2 separate regions of the Homo sapiens genome follow, and region 2 is linked to region 1. A link is an interaction called in ENCODE POLR2A ChIA-PET data of the cell type or tissue named here. Cell type or tissue: A673. All regions are shown on one strand. Links, peaks and the distances in the headings refer to the core of each region. The heading gives the core; the rest is flanking DNA. Region 1 holds the start of MIR139 (microRNA 139). Region 2 holds the start of P2RY6 (pyrimidinergic receptor P2Y6).

Region 1 (8,000 bases), core at 1-8,000:
ATGAGGGGCTGGGTAATGCTGGAGACCTGGAGAGGGGCAGGACACAATCTCTGCCCTCCAAAAGCTCCCAGTCTGTTGTGGGAGCCAGACGGGAAAGGGTGGCACTGCATTGATGCACACAGTGCATGCCATGGTGGGGGAAAGGGGGGCAGTGGGAGCCCCAGGTGGGAGGGTCAGACTTGCCTGGAGAGAGAACAACAACAGACTCTCCCTGGAGGGGATCCAGAGAAGGGAGATCACTCCATTCATTCATTCGTCATTCATCCATCCACCCATTCAATTATTCCTTTGGCCATCATTTCCTGAGGGATGTAAACTCTCTTCTGACACTGACCCAGCGGGACACTCAGCGTCCTCCTCCTCTCCTGCTTGAGCCACCATGCCTGCCTCTTGGAGGCTCCTGGACTTGCTTTGCTCAGCTCCCAACCCACCCTGAGGGGGTGAGGCTGAGGAGGGTGTACAGACATTCAGGGTCACCAAACTCAGAGCTGGAGGCCTGCCACCTCACCAGGGGCCTTTCTCAGGGCACAGGCTCCCTGGTGGCAGGGCCTTGGCCCTTGCTTGCACACCCTTGGGGACTAGGAGCCCCCTCATCCATCCTGCTCAGGCTCTCTTTTGTGGCGCGACTCTGATTCACAGTGTGCCCAAATCTGCCTCCTTGTGACTGCCGCGAGCTGCCTCGTGGGCCCCAGGCCAGAGGACAAGGATAGCTAGAATGCCAGGTGACCAGGATGACTGTGATGGCATGGAGAGGGGGATGCTGTGATGTGTTTGGGAGGAAGTTTGTGGTGTCCAGGAGAATGTGGGCAGCAGAAATGGGACCACTCTCGGTTCTTCCCTGTAGATGAAGCAGCTGAAGGTGGGAGGGGGTGGGAGGAGACCTGAGCTGGCTCTGCCCCGCTTGATCTGATGTCTGCCTTGCAGGGCCATCCTCCCCCTCCCCACACTCAGCTCCTGCCTCCCTCCCTCTACCCACTCTGACTGTTCCCTCCTTTCCTGACTCCAGACTCTGGGTGAGGGACTGAGGTGATTCCAGTGAGTCAGGCCCTCAGGGAACTGATCGTGCAGGCAACTCTTGCCTGCCTTCTCCTGCTCTTTCCCTCTTCCCATTCCTTCATCCACCCCCAAACCTAGCTCCTGATGGATCCAAGGGTGCGGGGGACAACCGGGAGGTCATTTTGGAGGAGGCAGGAGCTGGAATAGAAGCTGGGACTGGCTTGGGAAGGGCGAGAGGCCGGGGCGGAGCTGGTTGTGGGCGCTGGAAGGGAGGAGCCAACAGTGTGGGGTCAGGCTCCTGTGGATGGGGACACCCTTGGGAGGCACTGGGACTGGCTCAGGTGTATTCTACAGTGCACGTGTCTCCAGTGTGGCTCGGAGGCTGGAGACGCGGCCCTGTTGGAGTAACAACTGAAGCCGGAGTCTGCGAAGGGTGGGCAGGAGGGTGGAGGGATGGGGGCATGGAGCGGGAGGGGGTAAGTAGAGGAGGGAGGGGAGGAAGAGAAAGAGGGAGGAGGAAAGGTCTCTGGCAGGTCCCTCCTTTAAGACTGGGCTCCTGCGCTGCGAGTGGCCCCGTCCATACTGCCTTGTTATCCATATCTCCCCACCACTAGTCTCCCTCTGTCCTTCCACCCCCAGCCTCTCCCCTCCATTGGGACCTTCCCTGGGGCGTCCCCTCATTGGCTGTTCTCACCTGAGCAAGGCCCCTCCCCTCCAGTCCTTAGCCTCTTCACCTGTACAATGGGATGACCCAAACAGGCACCTCTTGGGCTTGTAGGAGGATCCAAGATAGTGTCAGTGGGTCTCGAGGTGTGGTCCCCCGACCAGCAGCATCAGTGTCATCTAGGAATGTTTGGAAACGCAAGTTCTTGGACCTCGTCCCAGACCTACTGTATCAGAAACCCTGGGGGTGGGGCCAGCAATCTGCACTTTAACAAGCACTCTGGGTGGTTCTGGTGCACATGAAAATTGGGGAACGGCTGGTGGAAACCTCTAGCCACAGGAGGTGCTTGGGAAAGGTACCTTCCCCTCCCCAAAGCCTGATGCCTCACTCAAGCATGACACTGACAGTTGGGCTAGTTCAGCTGCGTTCTGGGTCTCTGTCTTGCCTCCTCCTTCAGACTAAGCCTCCCAAGGGTTGCCAAGCCTCTTTCCTCTATTCTCCTCACCCTGATCCAGCTCAGCCTCATTGAGAGAAGTCTGGGGCTGCAAGATCTTCGCACTCACAGGCAGTTCCTCTTTGCACATCCAAGGCACCAGTGTCTTTGAGAGGCGTCTCCTTGGCCAGGTGGCAGGCGTGGGTGTGTGGGGAGGAAGGAGGAGGAACCGCCTTGTTCTGCTTTCTTGTCTCTGACTCTGCAGGCTGGGGGTGCTGTAAGGCTGCGAGGAGGCATAGAGTCAGCTTGGGTGCTGGGCTGAGGCCAGGGGCCGAGGCTCAGCTGAAGCGGGCTTCTCTGGTCTGAGCCTACAGGATGCCTCCTTTGGGGCAGTTCTGCCAGTCACCCTGACTGGGCGGCTGTGCTTGCTAGTGCCAGACCCATGCTAGGCACAGAGGTCGATACGTTCTCCTGTGCTCTTGAAGGGCCCTGTCCTCTGGGAAGATAAGAGGCTGTGTATATTGCCCACCGGAACAGGAGGCAGGAAGCAAAAGAGGCGTAGATGACACTTGCCTGGCACCCCCTGTTTCCCCTCTAGCTGCCTTCCTGGGTTTCCCATTCTGTGGGCGCTTCTCTTGAGTTAGGTGCTTTCTCCCAGTGTTCTCAAGGTGACTATTTGGAGGTTTGTGGGAGGAGTGGGCTGGAGACACAGGAGTAGGTGGGGGCAGGAAGTATGCAGGAGAGAGATGGAGAGTGGGAGGAGAAGCTATGAGAGGAAGAGAGGACGCGGAGGTGGGAAAAGACGTCAAGACTCCTGGAGAGGAACAGGAGTGCAGCCTGGGACAGAGGTGGACGTCGGCCGGGGGAGGCAGGGAGGAAGGCAGGGAGGTCCACCCGAAAGGAAGGGAAGGGATGATGGACAGAGAATGAGAGGGCTCCGAGGTCCTGGGGGATCTAGAAGGACCCTTCCCTTTACAGAAGGGGACACCAAGGCCCAGAGAGAGAGGAGGGCCTCACAGAGGACCTAACACAAGCAGAGTTGCATGAATCAGTGTGAACGGACAGTCCCAAGAGCACAGCCGGACCTTGGGAGGTACTTGACTCTTGAGTTTGATGTTATTGCCTTCCTGTAGGCCAGTGTGAGGGGCACTGTGAGGCTTCCTTCCAGAGAAGGAGGCATGGAGCCAGTGCCAGGCAGTGGGGTGAGCCATAGGAGGACCTGTGGAGATGGGGAAAGGCATAGAGACTCATGAAGATGAAACAGGAAAGATCTTATGGCAGCGACCCCAACCCTCAGGAAGGGCGTTGGTCTTGTGCTTGTGGCTCCAAAGGGGATAAGACCAAGGTCTCTGGTTTCATAGAATCTTAGGCTTTAAGAACGAGTTAGAAGTAATTTAGTCCAGACCCTCTCCTCTCCCCAGATAAGTGCAGAAATGCAGATCTAGCCCACGGCTGAGCCCCAACCCTGGCTTCAGAGGAGGCCTGACTCAGAACAGGCTCCCCTTTCTTGGTACCTGGGGTGAATGAAAGCTAAGTCCGTGGTAATGGTGCTGTCTGTGGTGCTGACTGGCCTTACCTTGGACTACAGAGCTGCAGGTGGAGCTGGAGAGAGCAGAAAGGCTCCATCTATCCATCTACCCACCCACCCAGCCACCCATCTACCTATCCACCCACCATCCACCCACCCATCCATCCACCATCCCTCCCCCAACCCATCCTGCACCCATTCATCTATCCACCTACCCACTCATCCATCCAGCCTCATTGAATTAAACCATAGAACTATATGCTGCAGAGCTAGAAAGATCCATTTTTTAGTAATGACAAAACTGAGGCTCAGAAGAGGAAAGGTGTTGCGTAAGGCCACACAGAACTTCTGTAGTCAGTCTGGTACAGGATTGGAAATTGCGGCTCTTTTCTACACACCACAAGTTCTCCTCTGTGGTCTGGGAAATTGCCTGGTTTTTATGCTGATATCTATACTGATATTTGTTCCAAAAAGCTGTGAAGGCAGGAAATGTGACCTCCTTCACCCCATCCCGAGCCTGAGTTCTGTGTGTGTGTGTGTGTGTGTGTGTGTGTGTGTGTGTGTGTGTGTGGATGTGATGTGCATGTCTAAGTGCAACCTTGTATATGCATTGAATATATGATTGCCTTTTGATCTGTCTGTGTGCGTGTTTGTGTGAGAGCCTGTGCATATACGTATGAGTAGAGGAGTGCGTAGCAATATGTATTTGTGTGGCATGTGTAGATGGGCATGTGAGCAGGTAAAGCTGTGTCTGTATTTTTCCTTTCCTCTTCCTTTTAAGATCGAAGCCCCCTGACTTGAGCCTTGCTCCCCATCTGTGCCTCCAATTCAGGAATCTCCCTGCTTCCCATTAGCAGCTGCTCCCCACTGATTCTCTCCTTCCTTCACTGAAGCAGCAACTCTTCCCTCTGAGCCCACACCTCATGGGCTTTGCAATTTGAGCTATTTCCTCCCCTGAGTTGGTGCAATGGGGGTGAAGTTGCTTTGAGATCTGAGGAAGATTCATGGAGGAGATGGCATTTGAGCAAGCCTTGAAGGCCCCTTTGAGTGCCAGATCTGAAGTGGCCCTTCCCAGCTGCAGTTCCTGCACCCAACACCCTCCATTCCTGGGGCATGCTGGGCAGGACCAGGAGGTGGATTGACAGAAGGATGCCCACAAAGAGCCCTGGGCTTCATCAGTCACATTACCATCCAGTCCGCTCTAGCACAGATGGGAAGCCCTTCCCTGCTGCTGCCCCAACTCTCCCCAACTTTCCTTTCCTGCTCTCCTTATTGCTACTATCCTGCACTTGGCCTGAAAAGTCACAGAAAACTGAACAATCAGAGCAAAGGTCAGGCAGGCACCCACCAATTCCAGTAAAGGACAGTTGAGGGCATTCCCCAATTGAAGCAAAGGGCAGGTTGAGGAGTCCACCAATCAGAATAAAGGACAGACTGTTCTTTCTGAGCACCCTAGGGTGGGAGCTGGGGATCGGGTGCTGAGCAGGAACCAGACAGGGCTAGAGATCCAGAGGTTTGGGTTCTGGACCTGGCTCTGCTCTGACTGGCTGTCTGACCACAGGTTGATCATTGCTTCTCATTGAACCTCAGCTTCCTCATCGGTCAAATGGGGAGACTTAGCTCTCTGAAGGCTGTGGCTTTGAAGAATTTCTCCCCCTGTATCAGGCTCACTCCGTCACCTGGGTCTCTCTTCCCCAAGTCCACATCACATGCATCAGACTCCACCAAGGGCAGGGCCTCTCAGGAGTCAGCTTGTGGGCTCCTCTGCCTCCAAGAAGGAATAGACACAAACCAACACCACCTTCTGTGCTGTCTTTAGAGCCCCCGTCTGGGGAGCGTGCATCTGGAAGACTTTATCTTGGGAGTACTGGGGGCATCAGCTCTTCCTCCCCTTTTTAGTCTTCAGAATTGACCTTGGAAGGCCATAATAGCCTGCGTGTATTGTGCACAGGTATCACTCGAGCTCTTGCCCTGTGAATCTTTAAGGAACTGTACCAGTGAGAACGTGTGTGTGTGTGCGCACATGGATGGTGTCTGAAGGCCTGCTGGGATGTCTGCGAGGACGTGGGATCTGTGGCTGTGTGGTGCTGAAGTTGTCTGTGCTGTGATGAGGAGTGCCTAAGGGTCAAAAGACAAGTGATCCAATTTGGGTATTGTGTTGTCTGGAATCAGTAGCTTCTGATGTCTGAGGGTAGACATCTTCCCATGACCAAGATATGTGTCTTCATCCTTGAGCAGTGGGAGGGACCAAGGAAGCCTGGGGGTTGGGGAAAGCGATGCTGAGTAAGCATCTGGGGAGAAGGCCCACTACTGCCCTCCTCCTGGGAACACTGGATTGGGTGGGGGAAGGGGAGGAAACTGCAGCCAAGAAGACCCAGGAGTGAAATTTGGAGCTGAAGCCTGGATGCAAGTCTTCATTGAGAGCCCAGCGTGGAACTTTCTGGCAAATAGGCATTCAGCCCACTCTTGTGCACCCTTGAGGATGGGAAGCTCACTTCCTCCCTCTCTCCTGGTGACCTGTGGCATGCCTTTGTAGCATGGCCCTACCTGGAAGAAGGTCCTTCAGCCCACTAGACCAAGGCCAGCCTCCTGTGAAATCCTATGGGTCCCCAGGCTGTCCATGGGGCCACAGAGTTCAGATCCCCCATCTAGGAGGGTCTGAGAGATTGGAGTTGGAGACTGATAACCCTGGGTCTCCTCTGCTTTAGATGAGGCATCCCTGGGTTATCCAGTCTTAGTCACATGCAAAACTTGGTTTCCAATTCCCTCGTTTCATAGGTCGCCTCCTCTGGATGAGTGTCATCTTGTCAGCCCCTGGGACACAATGAACAGGGGATGGTCTAACTAGACTATAAAAGTGGGGGAACTGTCATCTTCCCAATTGGGTTAACAGACCTCTATTAATATGGCCTGCAATTTGAGCATTTTTATTTCTTGCCAGTCATGCTTACACTGTGGGCTCATGCTGAACTGTGGTCTTTTAAGACCCTCAACCTCATATCATGTTCACATGAATGGGGACCCAGCCATGTCTCCTTCATCTTGCAGTTAATCACTTTGCTTTCTGAACACAGACCCAACCTTCCACTGGGAAGACATCTGAAAGGACTTCCAAGGGCTTGCGGGAGGGCATGGCTGGTGGCTGGTATGAGTCACGATCTTGCCTTGGCCCTCGTTTCCTTTGTTCTGTTACCTTTCTCTTTGATCCCCATGGCTCTGGCCAAGTTAATAGAGCGAGAAGCAGGGACTTTTGTCTCCGTTCCGGCTCTGCAAGGACGAGTTCTGTTCCTGGGATGGGAAGGCTGTGAGACAGTCAAGGCTGACGTCTCCTTCTCCTCCTATAGTTGCCAGGGGTGGCCCAGCTGTTCTCCCACCTTATGGGTTATGCACCCCATAGGCTCTTGCTACTCTCAACCCAGCCCCTCACTAGGCTGGAAAATGAGACTAGGTGAGACCACCTTCCTTCTGGGGAAAGTGAGCGGGACCCAGCTTCAGCGAATATTCAGCTGAGCATCTACTCTGTGTTGGGCATTCTGTGAGGCACTTTTAGGACTCTGATTTTTATTTTCATTTTTAAGGGCTCAATTTCATTTTATCTTCATGTCAGCCTGTAGGGGGCAATAGCCCCAGCTGCTTCCAACTTACAGATAGGAGACTGAGGCTCAGTGACTGAACCAAGACACTCACTGCTCATACACAGCGGAGCTAGGATTCAAATTTGGGTGTTTTTTTGTTTGCTTGTTTTGTTTTAATTTGGAGCCTTGTGGTTTCCCTACTGTGCCAGAATTGTCCTCGACTAGAGAACAAGAGACCTGGGGTCTAGGCCAGGCTTGACCTGTTGACTCACTATGAGGCCTTTGCTAAGTCCCTGGCCCTTCTCTGCGCCTCAGTTTCCCCACCTGTAAGATGAGGGTACTTGGACATTCTGTGGCCTTAAGACTGTTTGATTTTGAGATCCTAAGATCCTGGGATTCCTGTGCCTGAAAGACTCGGGCTCTGGACTAAGCTGGGGGGTTTTGCTCACAGTCCTTTGGGCAGATGGGGCTGCCCTGGCCTGCCTGGCAAAGCCTCTCACTGCCCTCTCCTCTCTTCCAGGACGCCTTGCTGAGTCTGGGCTCTGTCATCGACATTTCAGGCCTGCAACGTGCTGTCAAGGAGGCCCTGTCAGCTGTGCTCCCCCGAGTGGTAGGTGCCCGCCCTTGCCCCACGCTTCCCACCCCACCCCCAAATCCTTTGACCAGCTCTATGCTGTACCTCACTCAGGGCCAAGGAGGAAGGAAGAGGCAGGGTCCCTGCCCAGAGGACTTTCATGGGGAAGTGAAGGGTCTGGATGGGTGTTCTGAGACAGCTTTCTGGAGGAGGAAGCCTGAAGCTAAGCA
Region 2 (11,676 bases), core at 1,606-9,605, 660 kb before region 1:
CATAGCAGCATTATTCACAATAGCCCAAAGGTAGAAACAAGCCAAACAGCTGTAGATGGATGAATAGATAAATAAAATGTGATATATACATACAATAGATTATTATTCAGCCTTAAAAAATGAAATTCTGATACATACTACAACGTGGATGAAACTTGGAAACCTTATTCCAAGTACAACAAGCCAGTCCAAAAGGGACAAATACTGTATGATTCCACTTATATAAGGTACCTAGAAAAGTCAAATTCATTGAGACAGAAAGTAGAGTGGGGGTTGCCAGGGGCTGAGAGGGTGGGAGAATGGGGAGTTATTATTTAATGGGCATAGAGTTTCAGTGGATGACTTTAAAAAGTCCTGGAGGGCTGGGCACGGTGGCTCATGCCTGTAATCCCAGCATTTTGGGAGGCCTAGGCGGGTGGGCAGATCACCTGAGGTCAGGAGTTTGAGACCAGCCTGACCAACATGGTGAAACTCCGTCTCTACTAAAAATACAAAAATTAGCTGGCCGTGGTGGTGTGTGCCTGTAATCCCAGCTGAGGCAGAAGAATCACTTGAACCTGGAAGGCAGAGGTTGCGATGAGCCGAGATCGCACCACTGCACTCCAGCTTGGGTGACTGAGCAAGACACTATCTCAAATAAATAAATAAATAAATAAATAAATAAATAAATAAATAAAACAGTCCTGGAGATGCATGGTGGTGATGTGATGGCTGCACAACAATGTGCGTATACTTAGTACCAGTGAATTGTACAATCAAAAAGGATTAAAATCATACATTTTGTTATGTATATTTTATCATAATAAAAGACAAACAAAATAACAACAAACAAACAAACAAACAAACAAAACTCAGCCTTGACCAGCACATCTACTGTATTGGGAGACAATTCTCCAAGGGCCACTCAGATTTCTGCAAGTCTTGTGAGCAGAGACAGACTGCCTTTGTTCCAGATGATCTTTTCGAGGATATCTGTAGAGCAGACAGCCTTGGAAGATAAAGATAGAGATAGTGTCCCCTTCTGGAGCCAAAACCAGGTTTATTGACTGTCTGGTATAACAAATATAACAAATATGATGTCTTCCTCTGGGGCAAAGTTCAGGTAGGTTTGCTGCCCCTTATAAAAGATGCGGATTGCCTAAGCTCCAGGTTCCTTACCTTGTCATGCAAGCCATTGCATGTGAAGGTATTACCTGGCCCCCTTTGCATTGTCCTGCAGGAATTGGGACAAATGCTGATATTTGGGCTAATCCTATTGTGAGGAACAAAGTTCTTTATCTTTAACCAGAAGTCTTGCGTCTTCTGCCAGCATCTATGAAACTGTAGCAGGCCAACTCATTGGCTTGGAAATGTGGTCAAATTACAGGCCCTTCCCACTTTCTTCATACTTTTTGCATCGGAATCTCAGGTGGGAGAAAATAAAAATCTGTATTTCTAGCTGGGCCCAGTAGCTCATGCCTGTAATCCCAGCACTTTGGGAGGCAGAGTTTGAGACTGGCCTGGCCAACATGGTGAAACTCTGTCTCTACCAAAAATACAAAAATTAGCCAGGTGTGGTGGCGCATGTCTGTAATCCCAGCTACTTGGGAGGCTGAGGCAGGAGAATCGCTTGAACCTGGGAGGCAGAGGTTGCAGTGAGCTGAGATTGTGCCACTGCACTTCAGCCTGGGCGACAGAGTGAAACTGTGTCTCAAAAAAAAAAAAAAATCTGTATTTCTGACATTATGATGCAGTGATGCAGTGGGCCAACTTGGGTTTATAGGAATCTTGCCCTGGACCTAAGCCCCTGAAGAGTTGGTTTCCTCATTTTGGAGGCTGCTTCTCCCTTTTCACTCCAGCTGCCAGGAAACTCACAGTGAAGTTTCCCTTTCACCTACCTGAGGACCAACATTCATCTCAAGCTTCTATGTAGTTTCTATATTCCTGCTCCCGGATTTAAACAAAATTAAGACATAATTCACATACCATAAAATTCAGCCTTTCAAAGTGGACAATTCAGAGGTTTTTAGCATATTCACAAGATTGTGCAACCATCGTCACTATCCAATTTCAGAACATTTTAATAACCATAGAAAGAAATCCTGTACCCAATAGCAGTTACTCCCCATTCCTTTTATCCCCATCCTCCTGGAAACTACGAATCTCCTTTTTGTATTTATGAATTTGCCTGTTCTGGACATTTTATGCAAATTGAATCATACAATATGTATCATTTTGTGTCTGACTTATTTTACTCAGCGTGTCTTCAGGGTTCATCCGTGTTGTAGCATAAATAAAAATTTCATTTTTATGGCTGAATAATATTCCATTATATGGATAAGCCACATAATTGTTTATCTGTTCATCCACTGATGGCATTTTGGGTTATTCCCACTTTTTGGCTATTATGAATAATGCTGTTGTGAACATTTGTGTAGAAGTTTTTGTGTTTTAAATTTCCTTGCGTATACACCTTTGAATGGAACCAGGGGGTCATATGGTAACTCTATGTTTAAACTTTTGAGGTGCTGCCTAACTGCACTCCAAAATGGCTGTATACTTTTTCATTCTCACTAGCAGTGTATGAGATTTCCAATTTCTTCACATCCTCGGCAACACTTGTTATTGTCTGTCTTTTTCATTGTAGCCATTTTAATGGGTGTAAAGTGGTATCATATTGTGGTTTTGATTTGCATTTCCCTAATTGCTCCTTTTCTTATGTTGTCATTCATATTTTACCATTTAATGGTATGCTCTGAGGCCTGACATCTTGTGGAACAAGTACCCCACGGAGTGGGAGAGTCATGAGTTTCGGGGACAGATAGTCCTAGGTTTGATCCCCTCTGCATCTACTAGTTATATGACCTCAAGCAAGTTATTTAACTCTCTGAGTCTCAGTTTCCCCACTTATTCTATGTGAGTTATAGTATTAACCGCTCTTGGTGTTGCTGTTATTATAAGATAAATCTATAATAAATCCCCTGAGTGGGCCTGGCACAAAGCAAGTCCTCCATGAATCTCACCAATGAATCCAAGAGTCAGAAGGGGAGATTTCCAGCCTGGGAGGATACCTAGGCTGGGGACTGTTTAGCTTTTAATCTATAACCTGCTTTACTCCAGCAACTTCTTACAACAGAGGCATTTCTGTGCCAAACATTAGCCTCTCTGTGCCTCTGTTTCCTCTCCATGCTATGGAGGTGTGTCCTTCTCAGGAGCGTGGCGGGCCACAATGCGAAGGCATGAGGAATGAGACTGCACCATGCTGTCAAGTACTAGTGAATCTGCAGGACAGGTTCTGGCACTTCCAAGTCTGTCTCTTGCCTCAACCATCAGATTAGCCGCTGCCTGAGGGAATTTCTCCTCCCTTAGACAATGGGCTCTCCTTCTCCTGTGCAGGTCTGTCCCTGTCATGCCCCTGTCCCTCAATAGAAGGGATAGGACACTCAGGAACTGTGGGCTGATTTGAAAGGCTGGTTCCCATCCCTCTGGCATGATAGAAACAAGGTTATCCCTCACTCTGAGTTGAGATCTGCCTCCTGGTACCACAGGACAGCCACCACTCCGTCCCAGGCCATGAAAACCGGCACTGCCCTGGGAGTCAGGATGCCAGGCTCTGTCTCAGCTACTGCAGAGTTCGTCTTCCTGGAGCTCAGTACCCAGCCCCTGAGTTCCTAAGGGGAGAGCTGGACCCACTAGCCCCTGGGTCCCTGGAATCCACACAGGGCTGGGCACAGAAGCCACTGACCCAGCCTACGCCATCTCCGTAGACCAAATGACTGCGTCTTGCTCAGACCCTGCCCTCCCATGGAGCTATTAATGACAGGGCCAGCCCTGGGACAGGGGAAGCAGCAATATATCACCCCATGCCGGGGCATTGGCCCTAACTGGACAAGCCAACAGTCACAGAGGGAGAGCCAGAGCCTGGGCTGCCGGATCCCCACCCCAGCCTGAAATAGAAACCTATTTCAGAGACAAATGGGGAAATGGTCCCAAGGCAGGAGGGGGCAGGGTGGGCTGTTGCACCCAGCTTCCTGAGAGTCTCGACAGGCCCCGGGTCCTCTGCTGTAATGGGCACCTGTTGCCAGGTTCTGCCGACTCACTCTAACACTAAGGAACCAGGAAAGCTAGGTTCAGAGCTCTGGGGCCTGGACACTGACAAATTATAGTCCCAGCTCCCACATTGGACAGGATCCTTTAATTTCTCTGAGCCTTAGCTTCCTCTGCTGCAAAATAGGAATAACAATAATTCTGACTGCTTTCTTTTTCTTTTTCTTTTCTTTCTTTCTTTCTTTTTTTTTTTTTTTGAGACAGTCTCGCTCTTGTCACCCAGGCTGGAGTGCAGTGGTATGATCTCAGCTCACTGCAACCTCTGCCTCCTGGGTTCAAATGATTCTCCTGCCTCAGCCTCCTGATGCTTTCATTTTTGTGTAAAACACTTGACACATTGTAGTTGCTCAGTCAATGACAGACCTTGCTATTATTGCTTAACTTTCTCTTTCAGCTCAATTTTGACGGAATGATTTATTCACGTTATTTCATTTATTTATTCATTCAGCCAAAGAGCCAACACACACCTACTAGGTAAGCCACAACAGTTAATAAAGTTTTTGGAGTTAGGTAAGAATTGAAACCCTAGCACTGCCGCTAGTTGGTTGGATAACTCTGGGAGAGCCATTTCCCTTCAACAAGCCTCCATTTCTTCTCCTGTAAAATGGGAACAGTAAATACCATCTCTGGAGGGCATTGGGATGTTATAAAGAGTCAGTGGCACTTGAGGCCAGCAGTTTGAGACCAGCCTGGGCAACATAGCAAAACCCCATCTCTACAAAATATTTTTAAAAATTAGTTGAACATTGTGATACATGCCTGTAGTCCCAGCTACTTTTAGGTTGAGGCAGGAGGATTGCTTAAGCCCAGGAGTTCAAGGTTACAGTAAGCAATGACAGTGCCACTGTACTCCAACCTGGGTGACAGAGCAAGACTCTATCTTAAAAAAAATAAAAATCCCAAAATAAAAAGCGTCAGTGGGACAGTGGTGTGAAAACAGCCAGTGCATAGCCACAGATGGAAAAACAGGTGGTGGATGGGCTGCACAGAGAAGCCAGGCAAGCTTCTGGCAGAACAGGCCATGCTGGGAGCTCCCGGCAGTCAGGTCTCCAGAGACAGCCACAGGATAAGGCAAGGGCAGGAGAGAAGAGTCGGCAGGCTCAGAAACGATTTCCAGGTTTCTGGACCATGGCCCCCTCCCTTTCTGATAAACTGACAAACAGTGAGGAAATGCAAAAAAAGATTGTAAGAATTTTAGAAGAGTCCCAGCCACACAGGGAGTCGAGGGGAGTGTAGAGTTCCACCCACCCAGCCAGTCACACACACACACATACACTGGAAGCTGGGCATTCTCACTCTCACGTACACACCCAGGGGCTTGGCACACACACAGATGCACCTTCTGGGGCACAACACTTTATAGTTTGCAAAGGGCCTTCTCATTTTTCATCTCATTGATACTGAGGGGTGGAGAGTTTCCCTGAATATGACCCATTCTAGAGCTGGCAAGAGATGAGAGTCCCAAATATCTTCAAGAGGCCGGGGCTGAACGCATGGGCTGGGCTGCCTGTTTTCTCTGTGTCGGTGTCAGCAGAGCTGAATGGCAATAGAAACTCTGGAAAAGTTTTAACCCAGCTCTCCCAGATAGGCCCTTTCACCCTTAACAAGTCACACCTGGACTCAGGGACTTTTTTTTTTTTTTTTTCCAAACCACTCTCACGGGGCCAGCTCCAGGCTGTCTTAAGATTTAGCTGGAATGGCAGAGGTGAGAGGCTTCCCAAGGGCCTCCTCTGTGGACAATTATTTGATCACTAATCCTTCCTACTCATTCCCTCAACCAAAGTTCCTGGGGAGCTCTGAGGGCAGGGCCCAGCCTCCTCCGTGAGGACCCCTCTCCAGATACTACACTTAGCAGTGTTCACATACGCAGGGAGAGACCACGGTTGCCCCCATTTTAGAGAGTAAGAAATTGAGGCCCAGAGAGGAAAAGTGCCCTTGCCAGCCATTTGCACTCCAACCAAGACCTTTGTGGCTCCGAATCCTGACTGAGCTATTCCACTTCTCCAGCAAGGCACGGCGCAGCACCAATGTGTCCATCTCCTCCCCGCCCCCACTGACCCCGTCCTGCGGTGCCTCGTCCCTCCATGCTGTGCAGTCTGCAGGCTCCAGGCATAGCCAGGCGGAGGAAGGAGGAGGACCCCAGTGCCTGCCCTACTGCCACTCTTGCCTGTGATGAGCCTCGGTGGCTGCAAGTGGACTGCAGTTACTCAGGAAGCTCCTAGGGGAGCTGAGGGGCGCAAGCCCTTCCAGGCATGGACCCAGAAAACTCACCCAAGAGTTAGCAAGTGCCTCGCTTGCAGTCCGTGAAGTGCTGGAGCAAATTCCCACTCGTGGAGCAGCCCCTGCTGCCAGTCAGTTCTGTGCCTGAAACTGTCGCGTGCAATGTTCTGGCAGAAGTCTGGAGAGGCAGCAGATGAGGAAACCGAGAGACCTGGGGAGAGGAAGTAACTTGCCACAGCACAGAGCTGGCAAGCAGCAGGGCCAGGACTCGAATCCCGAGAACCCTGAAGCTCCAGTCCTTTACACCAATGCTGACTCATCCTCTACCCAGCTGCCCGCAAGTCACTTCATTCACCCTCTGTTTGCTCACTCAAACAAGCAGCATCACCAATTTAGCCCAAGGGACTGTTGGGAGGATGGAGTGAGATAACATTTCAGGACAAGGGCCTGGCACAGGGAAGGCACGCATTGGGTGGCTGTTTTTTATCCTCCTCCCCATTATCACCCCAGCCCTCTCCTGGCTTCTCTGGAGTCTGGAGATGGCCCTGCTTCTGCTCATTGCTGCCGCAGGAAACCATTAACCTGGTTTTCTCAGCAGTGCCTGGAAGGTCCGTTAAGAGAGGCTGAGACCCCGAGATTAATGGCTCTGTTATCTGTGGCTCCAACCCTATGGATCCAGACAACTCCCACCCAGGGATGAGGATGGCACTGAGGGAGGAGAGAGACCCTCTCATACTGTTTTATACTCGGAAAAGGAAAGAGAAGCGAAACTAAAGGCAGGTAGCCCGGCGCCTAAAAACCAGACCTGAAACCAAGGAACCAGACCCGAAACCAAGGAACCAGACCCGAAACCAGGCCTGGGCCTGCCTGACCTAAGCCTGGTAGTTAAAATTCGACCCCTGACCTAGCAGCTGTTGTTATCTATAGATTCCAGAGATTGTATGGAAGGACATTGTGAAACCTCCCGTTCTGTTCTGTTTCACTCTGACCACCGGTGCTCGCAGTCCCTATCATGTACCCCCTGGCTTGTTCAGTTGATCACGACCCTCTCACGTGGACCCCCTTAGAGCTGTGAGCCCTTAAAAGGGACAGAAGTTGAGCACCTGACGAGCTCAGATTTTAAGATGCTAGCCTGCCGATGCTCCCAGCTGATTAAAGCCACTCCCTTCACTATCTCAGTGTCTGAAGGGTTTTGTCCGCGGCTCGTCCTGCTACAGCACCGAAGATGGAGGGTGATGCCGGGGGGGAAAGGCTGACCCCAGGCAATCCTCCCCTCCCCAGCGCCAATCCATCCTTGAGCTTGGGCTTGATGAGGAGAAGGCAGCCCGGGCGGCTCTACCTGGGCCCATGGTGGGCCCTCCCCGTCTGTAAGATGACTCTCCTGCTTCCTCCTCCTCCTCTTCTTTCTTACAGGTACTTATTGGCCACCTACTCTGTTCGGGTAATGTTCAACGCACTTGAGGTCAAAAAACAAAGTCCTGCCCTTGAGACACCTGTAGTCTAGCAGGGGAGATTAGTTTCTTTTGGTTAATGAGTAAATATATAGCAGGCCAGATAGTGATAAGAGCAGCGATATAGAAACATAAAGGAGGGTAAGGGGCGGAGAGCTAGGGGGCTGCAGCCTCGGACAGGTGGACAGGCCCCATCTAGATTTGCCAGATCACCCTCTCCCAGCCACCTAGCCTGGAGGAGACCCTCCCCCAGGCCCCAAGCCCCCACTCTGTGCCAGGCTCTGCCTCAGTGGATCTCAGCAGCAGGCTAGTGCGAAGACTGGGACTCCCTGGGCACAGGCAGCAACTCAGGGCCACCAACGCTTTGGCAGGGAGCATCCCGAGCTTGTGCCCCACTCCCAGCCCTGGGGAAGCTCTCTGCTTCCTCTGTGGTCCAGAGAGGGAGCACATCCCTCAACCAATCCCCAATCCCAATATCCCAGTAGGCGAGAGGGCGCTGGACCCAGAGAGGGTCGGGACTTGCCTGGGTCACACAGCAAGGCAGAGCTCCCTCTCCTGCCCTCTCTTGGCATGTCCACAAAGGTAGGTTCAGGGGTGAGCCTCCCAGCACAGTGCTGGCCTGTGAGGGGCTGGCTGTGCCCCCCGTCAGCTCCTGGTAAAGGAGTGTGAGGTGTTTCTGTGGCAGGCCCACCTGGTAGTGCCAGCCTGCCCCACCCTCCAGGCTCTGACAGCCAAATTCTCCTACCCCAAGCCCCAGGAAGCTGAAGGCATTTTCCTTGCAACCCCAGCTCATGAGAGTTTTGGTCAACCCTGCCTCAGCTTGCTGTGTGACCTCAGGCAGTCCAGGCAGTCCCATCCCTCTCTGGCCTCAGCTCCCTCATCTGCCAAATAGAGGAAGTGAAGGCACTTACATATCAGGAGTGTCATGAAGAATGAGCAAGACACTGACAAGAAGGCAGTTTGCAAATTTTTAGACACTATCCAGATGACAGGCAAGCAGAAAACTCATCTGAAAACCAGCCCCTCATCCTGTGGGGCCCTGAGGTAGCCCCAGAGCAGGTCCTTGATCCTTGATGGGAAATAAGCACAAATTCCACAGAACCAGTTCTTCCGAAAAGACAAAGCCACCTCTGCTCCCAGCCAGCTGACAGGAAGGGCCCCTCCTCTGTCCTTGTGGTAAGAAGGTGTGGGGGGAGAGACGGGAAAGAGACAAGGCTGGGAAGGAGGCCTGGGAAAGCTTGTTCCGGGAGGCAGAGGCATAGCCCTGAGGTAGCCTTGAGAGCCACCAACCCCAGTCAGGCCCCCAGGCTGGGGGAGGACATGAATGCTGGTTGCACAGTGTCTGCCTGGGGGCTTGTCAGCCATGTGTACCTGTGCTGGAAGATGCGCATGCATTCACAAGGCACAGGTGTTTGGAATTGTGCCTAAGTATGTGTGTGTGTGTTTCTGTGAGTGGCTCTGGAGTGTGTACACCTGTTCACATACCTGTTTGCCCAGGCCCGGGCCTCTGCATGTGCTCCACACACATGCTGCTCCTGGGGAGCCCCGCAAACCCCTAGTCCACAGGCCTTATTTTCCCAGGCTCCGAAATCCTTATCATAATCTTCAAACTGTCCCAGATGTCACGGGAGATTTGTGGGGTTCCCAGGCTCTTGATTTTCCCCAGGAATAAAAGCAGTTACATAAGATGAGGAGGAAGCCTTAGGGGCTAACTTTCAGGCGCAGGCTCTCCCAGCTCAGCCCAGGGTGTAGGCTCCTCACGGGGAGGGGAGGAGTGCCCAAGGTTGAAGCCCCTTAGACCCTCCGTTGCCTGTGGGCACTGACCCCTCCACAGCCACCCTCCTGCACTCAGTCACCAGCAGGAAGCCCCTGGGTCCTTTACAATAAATCAGGTGCTTTACAGTTTACACCCCACATGCCCTTGCTGGGTGATGCTCACCACTAGCTGGCCAGGCTGACCTTCACGTCCTACCCCCGAGGCCCTGCCGCCAGGCAGCCACTGCTAGCTCAGTCCTAGTGTCTTCCTTCCTGGCTCTGGGCTGGGCTCACAGTTCAGTACTGGCTACTCCCTTGGGTGGGTCTCACCCCTTCCTGAACCTTGGTTTTCTCAGCTGTGGAATGGAGCTGTTCCGATCCACATGAGTCAAGGGCTGAGAAGGGTCTCTGTAGCCTGTAATGAGGCCCCTGGCAGGCAGGAATGGTCTCGTGCACATCCCTGGCCACCGCCCATTGGCCCCTTGCTGCTCCCAGGAGTCAGGAGGGAAAACACCACCTTCAGCCCTCTTGACTGAAACAGGAGGCTGCCTAGCCCTGGTCCGTGGGAGGAGATGTGGTCCCTCTGGGATTCAGATCAGATCCTAAAAAGAGTTGGCCCACTTCAAGCTTGCAGGAAGCATGGTTGGTGGTCTCCTTGGACAGGAGGAGACTGGACATCTTTTTTTTCCAGACAGGGTCTCACTCTGTCACCCAGACTGGAGTGCAGTGGTGCAAACACACAGCTCACTACAGCCTTGACCTCCTGGGCTCAAATGATCCTCCTCAGCCTCCCAAGTAGTTGGCACTACAGGCATAAGCTACTACGCCTGGCTAAATTTGTATTTTTTTTTGTAGAGACAGGGCCTTTCTAGTTTGCACAGGCTGGTATCGAACTCCTGGTCTCAATCGATCCTCCTCCCTCAGCCTCCCAAAGTTTTGGGATCACAAACGTGAGCCACCATGTCTGGCCAGGGCTAGGCCTTCTTGCTGAGCCACAGAGGTTTTCCCTCTCTGCAGCCTGAGCCCCTCATACTGTCCAGAGTCTGGGGTCTGCTGTTTGCCTTCCATCATAGGAAACCACAGAGAGGCCACAGAGACCTAACAGAGTTGTAAGGAGCACATGCCTGTGGGTGCAATTCTGCACTGGTGCATGCACAGCACACCCAGCCCCGGAAACAGCTCCACATAACTCACACAGGTTCACACATACATATGCACACGTGCCCTGGCACCTGCCACACTTGGGAACACACCACCCACGGCAGGCACGCAGGCACCATCACATGCATGGACCCACTTCCAGCCAGCTTACATAGTGTTCTAGCTTAGCTCAGCAGCAAGTTGCATGTGAAGAGCTTTCATAACCAGGAAAGAGATGGGAGAGGAAGAGCTGAGTCCTTGGATGCCCAAGCCCTTCCTTTGCCCCTCCCAGAGAAGCTAACAGGTTTCCCCAAGAACACAGATGGTTTGTCTGGCTCACCCTCTTCAGCCATCCCACATAAGTCCTGGTCAGAATACTCACAGAAAGTAGGCAAAGGTTTCTATGGGAGGATTGTCCCCAGCTTGCTCAGTCAGCTACCAGTCCTGCTTGTCGCCAGCTCAAGGCAAGGTTTTAAGCTAATCACTGTGAATTTTGGAGCTCTCCACCCCCCAGCCTATGCTGAGTTCAGACATGGCTGTGCATCAACGATGCTGCTCCTGCTGGCTCCACAGGAGTCTTTTCTACAACCTGAGGTCTCTCAGAGAGAATGAGGTTTGCCTTTGAGGTCTCTTCAGCCCCATTTCTTGTTCTCTCTCTCCTTCCTTTTGATGGCCTTGCAAGGTGCCCAGTGACTCCACAATTCCCTCATCCTGAGGGGTGCCTACAATCCAAGATCTGAACCTTTCTCTGCTCTAGGGCCACCGTCCCCTGAGAGCTGTGAGGTACTCCCAGCAACTCTGCTGCTCTGATGAGGAGGGGCCTCTGGGTTCACTGTCATCCACCCCAGAGAGCATATGGCCATTTTACCAGGCACCTGCCTCTACTCCAGGCTGGCTTAGGCAGGGAGGAGACCTTTTCTGGGGCTTCTCACATGATTCTGCTGAAGTAACCTCTTCCTTGGGAGTTTATAAGTTTACAAGAGTCAGACTGCCAAAGCCAGGGCCAGAATCCTCCAACATTGGA

Evidence for each region. ChIA-PET counts read pairs that join two places held together with the same protein. Peaks named below come from ENCODE experiments on the same cell type or tissue, not always from the same donor. Only the 100,000 strongest peaks of a DNase experiment are listed, where the experiment ranks them.
Region 2: POLR2A ChIA-PET joins it to region 1 with 10 read pairs; 2 of 35 experiments call an interaction of 5 or more read pairs at or near these places.

What each region holds. Positions count from the first base shown.
Region 1 is chr11:72,608,468-72,616,467 of GRCh38, reverse strand. It overlaps PDE2A (phosphodiesterase 2A), which reads left to right. Exons shown (of 31, transcript NM_002599.5): 3 at 7,717-7,806. It overlaps MIR139 (microRNA 139), which reads left to right and starts at 1,338; the gene lies at 1,338-1,405. It overlaps LOC105369377 (a long non-coding RNA gene), which reads right to left. Exons shown (of 4, transcript XR_001748292.2): 2 at 2,166-2,376; 3 at 1,731-1,839. RefSeq lists an enhancer at 2,331-2,430. In A673, for the core only: CTCF peaks have their summits at 7,028 and 7,231 (motif pointing right); a DNase peak (open chromatin) is centred at 7,267.
Region 2 is chr11:73,267,148-73,278,823 of GRCh38, reverse strand. P2RY6 (pyrimidinergic receptor P2Y6) reads right to left here and starts at 6,486. Exons shown (of 3, transcript NM_001277204.2): 1 at 6,358-6,486. RefSeq lists enhancers at 7,248-8,040, 8,415-8,464, 8,041-8,834. In A673, for the core only: no CTCF peak of the experiment used is centred there; no DNase peak of the experiment used is centred there.